2 separate regions of the Homo sapiens genome follow, and region 2 is linked to region 1. A link is a contact called in ENCODE Hi-C or POLR2A ChIA-PET data. All regions are on one chromosome and are shown on one strand. Each heading gives the region's core, a stretch centred on a gene start or an enhancer-like site at or near the end of the contact. The rest is flanking DNA. Distances are from core to core; before and after follow the strand shown. Region 1 has its middle 93 kb from the start of SNX18. Region 2 has its middle 42 kb from the start of LINC02998.

Evidence for each region. Hi-C counts contacts between places; a loop is a spot of excess contacts on that map. ChIA-PET counts read pairs that join two places held with the same protein, here RNA polymerase II (POLR2A). Pooled maps may share reads with other maps.
Region 2: a loop to region 1 is called in a map with no recorded cell type, with 12 times the contacts of the local background. The contact joins two enhancer-like sites. A Hi-C loop is called at or near these places in 1 of 168 maps with a recorded cell type or tissue (naive thymus-derived CD4-positive, alpha-beta T cell), 2 of 37 single-sample maps with no recorded cell type and 9 of 50 pooled maps. POLR2A ChIA-PET finds 5 or more read pairs at or near these places in 4 of 52 experiments (B cell, activated CD4-positive, alpha-beta memory T cell and activated naive CD4-positive, alpha-beta T cell).

The regions. Positions count from the first base shown.
Region 1 is chr5:54,609,156-54,612,446 of GRCh38, forward strand. It overlaps a transcript of SNX18 not described here. Among named protein-coding and RNA genes, the nearest start is that of SNX18, 93 kb to the left of the region's middle. Within about 2 kb of position 1,521, at least 5 of the 41 ENCODE cell types and tissues checked have a DNase peak (open chromatin) inside an H3K27ac peak, as active enhancers do; they include B cell, where a contact is called at or near this core.
Region 2 is chr5:54,784,508-54,787,798 of GRCh38, forward strand. No RefSeq gene overlaps it. Among named protein-coding and RNA genes, the nearest start is that of LINC02998, 42 kb to the left of the region's middle. Within about 2 kb of position 1,809, at least 8 of the 41 ENCODE cell types and tissues checked have a DNase peak (open chromatin) inside an H3K27ac peak, as active enhancers do; they include B cell, where a contact is called at or near this core.

The sequences.
Region 1 (3,291 bases), core at 271-2,770:
AGTATGGTAGCCACTAGACATATGAGGCTATAGAGCACTTAAAATGCAGCTAGTGCCACCGAGGAGCTGAATTTTTAATTATATTTAATTTTAATTAATTTAGAACTTTAAAACCACACATGGATATTAACTATTGAGGTGGGCAGTACAGCCTAGGGGGTACTGCCACATTCTTGGTTATGATTTATCCTTCTCTTTTGGCTTTCTAACACCTGAAGAAAATCTCTCTTCCTTTCTTGTTGTCCCCAAAACACATCTTATCTCTCCTTGGGGACGTCATCCGCAATCTCTATGATGGTATTCATTTTCTATTTATTTACTTATTTATTTATAATATCTTATTTTTAGAGTCAGAGTCTTGCTATGTTGCTCAGGCTGGCCTCCAACTTCTGGCCTCAAGTGATCTCCCACCTCAGCCCCCTAAAGCTTAATTTTCATAAAAAACTGAAAAAGCCTCAAATCCTTCTATTTGTCCCACCCTGCAAAAGGGCTGAGATAAAAAAAATGCCAAGGATTTGGCTACCTCCTTGAAATTGAAAAGAAAGAAGTATAGGGAAGACAAACGTGAGCCAATATGTCAATAAATTGCCATGCCGTGGTGATATAGTTTGGATGTTTGTCCCTGCCCAAATCTCATATTGAAATGTAATCCCCCACATTGGAGGTGGAGCGTGGTGGGAGGTGGAGCGTGGTGGGAGGTGATTGGATCATGGGAGTAGATTTCACATGAATGGTTTAGCATCATCTGCTTGGTACTGTCCTTGGAATAGTGAGTGAATTCTCGTGAGATCTGGTCATTTAAAAGTGTGTGGCACCTCCCCTCCTCTCTCTCTCTGTCTTCCTTACTCCTACTTTCACCATGTGACATGCCTGCTTTCCCTTCGCCTTCCTCCATGACTGTAAGCTTCATGAGGCTTCCCAGAAGCTGAGCAGATGCCAGCACCATGCTTCCTGTATAACCTGCAGAACCGTGAGCAAATGAAACCTCTTTTCTTTATAAATTACCCAGTCTCAGGTATTTCCTTATAGCAATGCAAGAACAGACTAACACACACAGTAATACAGTATGACTTAGGTAGGTATCTGAATGATGTGACACCACCCTTGTGTCACATCTGTCAAGAGCTTCAGTCTAATGTGTGTATAGCACTCCGTGGTTTACCAAACCTCACACCACTGAACATGTCGCTACATTGCTCCGACTTTACACACAAAGGAATGGAGGTTGGGAGCAGTTAGCAGAAGCTTAAGCAAGTGATTTCTGTAACTATGGTGAGACTTGAATCCACCCCTACACAGCATCCTGGGCTGGCCACTCTGCAGGGCAGATGGAGAGTGATTTACAAGCAGAGTTTTCCGCTCAGCCAAGATTGGAGATTCAGATGCTTCCCCTCTTGGCCATATTTTCTTTTGCAAATAATCAGGCAAATAACCTGATCAGGCAAATAACCAAAGAGATTATTTGCATAATGTTATTGCTTTGGTGTGTTATTTGTTGGAGTGTGTTAAATAACCACGAATGTTTATTAGTCAGCTCTTCCTCTGCCAGCAGAAGAATGTGGTCCCTGAGATACTTTCACATCCTGTTGTGGTGTTGAAGTAATTAGGAGGGTGTAACAGGGAGGGGGTTAACCCTTGTTGCAGCCCTGGCTGAGGGGAACATATAGATACAAGCTCGTTAAGAGCACAGTCAGTTAGTAGCCTGACATTAGTCCTTGAGAAGTTACCCTTAATCAGACATCCAAATTTCCCTAACATTGTCTGATTCTTTAGGAAAATACAGAATCATCTATTGGCTACGTTTACAAATGTTTTGGTTGATTTCTATGGTCACCCTCTACCCTAATCCAGAACAGAACAGACTGAATATTTAAGGATCATCCTATGTAAATTCAGTTCATTCAACCTCTGCTTTTTAAAAATCTCCTCCTTATGGGTGTTTGCCCCATAATCTTTGCTTACTTTCCAGGTGCTGAGCTTGACCTGCTGAGGAGTCTGTCAGTCTCAGGCTGCTGCTAGTCCCTTGATAAGATAGACGCATTTCCCTGAGAGATATATTTTAAACATATCACTTCCTTCTGGTTTTTAAGATCATTCTGCTGTCTCTTGAACATCTTCAAGGTAGCCCTAAGCCTGCTGGCCTCACCCGCCCCAGTAGGAAGCATGCCCAAGATGGTCCTTTCCCCACCCAGAGAGAGAATCACCATGCCCTGTCTCCTGAACATGACTTTGACTCTACAGTCAAAAAAAAATCCCTTGGGCCTTTGTTTCCTACTTCACCCTGCGGGTCCCAGGGTAGTCTGCTCTCTGTTGTCCTCCAGGTCCCCTTCTAGATTCCATTCTCCTGCTGACTAATGGTGTCTGGAATGACGTTCTAGAAATTATTTTCCTCTCCAGGAACAACTTAAGGGGAGGAAGAAGAGGATGCCAGCTAGGAAATCGTGTCTACTGATTCCTAGTTTGTCTTTCACTTGCCTGGAATGGTAACCCCAGATATTTCCAAGAGGTTTCAGTCTATACCTACTTTAGCTTATTCCTGAAAGCATAAACGCCACTCACATAAGCCTTTATCTGGTAAAAGAAAGGAGAAGTGGGGGTGGGGGCTGGAAATGATGGGGAAGCAACTTGACTGGTTTGAGGGGGGATGTTTACAGTGTTGGGGTGAGGCAGGGTGCCTGGAGCAACACATTGTGAATTCTGGAATTTTCTTCTTCTTCTTCTTCTTCTTTTTTTTTAATTAGAGACAGGGTCTTGTTCTGTACTCCAGGCTGGAGTGCAGTAGCACAATCATAACTCACTGTAACCTCAAACTCCTGGACTCAAGCGATCCTCCCGCCTCAGATTCCCAAGTAGCTAGGACTACAAGTGTGCTTCACCATGCCTGGCTAATTTTTAAATTCTTTAATGTAGAGATGATGTCTCACTATATTGCCCAGACTGATCTTGAACTCCTGGGATCAAGCGATAACTTGTTGTTATAATAGTTAATATTATTGTTAGTAATGAGCTATTCCTAATAAGGACCATTCAAGTTATTGCTTTGGCAGAGGAGCAATTAAAGAGTAGATTCTTTCCAATTTTCCTCTTAGAGGGTGGGAATTTTTTTTTATTTTTTTTTTTTGAGATGGAGTCTCACTTTGTCACCCAGGTGGGAGTACAATGTCGTGGTCTTGGCTCACTGCAACCTCTGCCTCCCGGGTTCAAGCGGTTCTCTTGCCTCAGCCTCCAGAGTAGCTGGGACTACAGGTGCGTGCCACCACACCCGGCTACTTTTTTTGTGTGTATTTTTAG
Region 2 (3,291 bases), core at 559-3,058, 180 kb after region 1:
AGAGGGGAACAACACACACTGGGGCCTATCAGAAGGTGGAGGCGTGGAAGGAGGAAGAGAATCAATAAAAATATTATAACTATTGGGTACTAGGCTTAACACCTGGGTGACAAATTATTCTGTACAACAAACCTCTATGACACAAATTGACCTATATAACAAACATGCACATATACCCCTGAGTTTTTTTTAAAAAAAAGCTAAATTTTAAAAAAATACAAATTTTGAAGAGCAAAATTTATTTTAACCTACGAAAGTAATAGGAATGGTATTACTCAGTAATAAGGGTGTGGCAAAACAAACACTCTCCTACTAGTTGGTAGGAATATAAATTCTTACAACATTTCTGGAAGGTAATCTGCTCACAAGTTGAAAATGTAACTTTACATATGCTTCAAGCTAATATTTCTAATTCTAGTTATTAAGCCTAAAGAAATTATAAGACAGATATACAAAGATATACTGGAAGGCAGCTATGCTTACCACTATACCACCAACACACCTAGCAAAAAATATACTGTATAATGATGCTTATTGTAGCATTTATCATAATAAAAAATGAACAAAATACACTATCAATGAAGAACTAAGAAATAAGTCATGGGCCATCGTCAGAGTTAAACCTTGTGTAGGTTTTTTTAAAGATAAAGCAGATCCTATTGACATGGAAAATGTCCAAATACATTAAAATACAATAAAAATGGAAGTTACAGACCAATATATACATATATACACTATATATACACATACATATATATACCTATATATACACATACATATATACCATATATACATACATATATATATACCATATATACATATATATACCATATATATACATACATATATACACCATATATATACACATATACACATATATATAGTATGATCCCACTCACATTTTAAAAAATATATGGATATAGGTAAGCATTAAGATATAGAAAAACATATGTCAAACTGTTAATTCATCTGTTAGAGAGACTTAGGATTAGAAAATACCTTATTCTTTCTATGCTTTAATTTTGTAACTAAGATACATTAGATTTTTTAAAAAGAGAAATGTCAAGAAAACCAAGTATTTGTCACAATATTGCCTTGGTTTTACACATAAATCGCTGGGCTTTACTGTATTTGCTAATCTCATCCTGCATTTTGATACTTGCAGAACGCAGCAAAGACTGTCATTACTAGTGAAAATGGAAAAGGTCAGCCCCTTTATCAGAATTTCTCCCATTATCTACATCATCAGCTACCACCGACTGCCCCCTCCAGCTGTATCACAGCCTGTCTTCTGCCACGTCTGCATGAAATGAAACCACTAAGCACAACCGTAAACAGCCAGCCTTATCTCAAGCCATGTTAAGTGTGGCTGTGAGAGTTGGGCCTTGAACCTGCTGACACCGGGATGTGTGTCACTGAATGTCCACCAGGGAGTCTCTCTGAAACAGGACATCAGCAGCGGAAGAGGCAAGGCACAGACAACCCAGCCCTCCATCAGTGGGCCATGCTGCTGTAGGCATGCCAGGCTCAGTGCCAGGAAATGCAAGGACAAAGCCAGCTGGCTAGAATTCAGCACTGGGGAGAGCAATCCACATATTAATTTGAGGTCCCAGAGCCAAAAGTCACCCAGTGACAGCCACAAAATCAACAGCCCAGTAGAGAGGATGCCCTGCCTTTCCTCTGTCTTTTTTCAGGCTTCTGTCTAGAGCCACAGCTGTACCCATCAGGGGAAAGTGGTATAAGTTCTCAGTTCAGAACCAGGCCCATGGTCCTCCAGGCCTATGGCAGGTGGGAACATGAAGTGGGGCCTGGAGCAGAGGTTTCATAGAGAAGTGGCATTGGGTCAGTTCCTCTTATCAGTTCCTAGCACTCTTGCAAGGAGGGGTCATGCAGCTGGGCTCAGGCTGAAAAGGCATGTGGCCACAACCCATCCCTGGAAGTCGAGAGAGAACTGAGATAGAACACGTGAGTGCTGCCTGACCCAGCCTTCTCTGTGTCCGTGGGAACGTGACTTCCTGAAGAAGAGTAGGGAGGTACACTTAACCAGCAACTACCATTCTCATCTCAACCTTGAAACTCTTGTCTTCTCTCAGCCCTTCTGCTTTTTAGTTGAGAAAGGAGTGTCCAAGAACTGAGTGTCACATTTCTGTTGTTTTTTTCCAGATGCCAAGCTGCCATTGCCAAACTTTGTTCGTTATGTCCTGTTCAGGCATGTTGGCCCAGAAGTAGATGCCCATTGGCCTGGGGTAGCGAATCCTAGTTGCTATAAAGGTCAAACCCCTGAAGTCCCAATGGTTTAAAACAGCAATGGTTTATTTTTTGTTCACCTAAAGTCTCATATGAGTTGGGATGCCTTTCTCTGTCTTGTAGCTCTACCATAAGTTCCACCTGGTCCCTAAGGTCTCTGTTTCAGGGCACATAAAGAGTACAGAAGGAACACCAATCTGAACTCACTGGCCTGAAGAACACATGCACTCCACTCCTGCTCATAGTGCAAAGGCAGGATACTCACATGATTCCAACTTAAATGCAAAGGAAGCCAGGAAGTGTTAGAGGAGCACATGGAATAATCACTGTGATACACTCATAATATTGCAACTGTTTCAAGAAATTTTTCAAATAGAAGAGCAGAGTAATACAAAGAGCCCTTGAGTGATAGTCCAGGCTCAGGGGTCCAGAGCCACTTCTGTCACTGACTAGCTGGGGAAACTCTCTGCTCCTTCATACTTCCATGTCCTCATCTGTAGAAGACAAGGGGTTGCATGACCCACAATGTTATTTCTGGGCCCAAAAGACACAATTCTATGAGCTTGTGGCTTGTGAAGGCAGAATACAGATGATATCTCACTATTAACCAAGGACTCCACAACCTATTGGAGAAAGCAGTGGTGGCTTCTGCCCTTCTTCTGGTGCCCACCCCTTGCAGTATCACTAAGGGGCTATCAATTCTCAGGAGTCCAAGCTTCACTGAGCTTGCACTCTTAGAAGATAATCAGAAAACCATAGGGAACCTCAATTCTGCTAAGTAACAGCAGCAACAAATCACTCCTCGTATGGAAACAAATGTGGGTGCAGAGGGAACCTCCTAATATTTCACCATTACACACATGCATACATCCCTTCTCAATGAAGAAACACAGAGCATCTGATATTGGCAAGACATTCTCTCTTCAAAGAGAATTTTGATTTTAGGCACTAACATGGGGTCGTACTACCAGACTTTTTTTTTCTTTTATTATTGTTATACTTTAAGTTTTAGGGTACATGTGCACAACGTGCAGGTTTGTTACA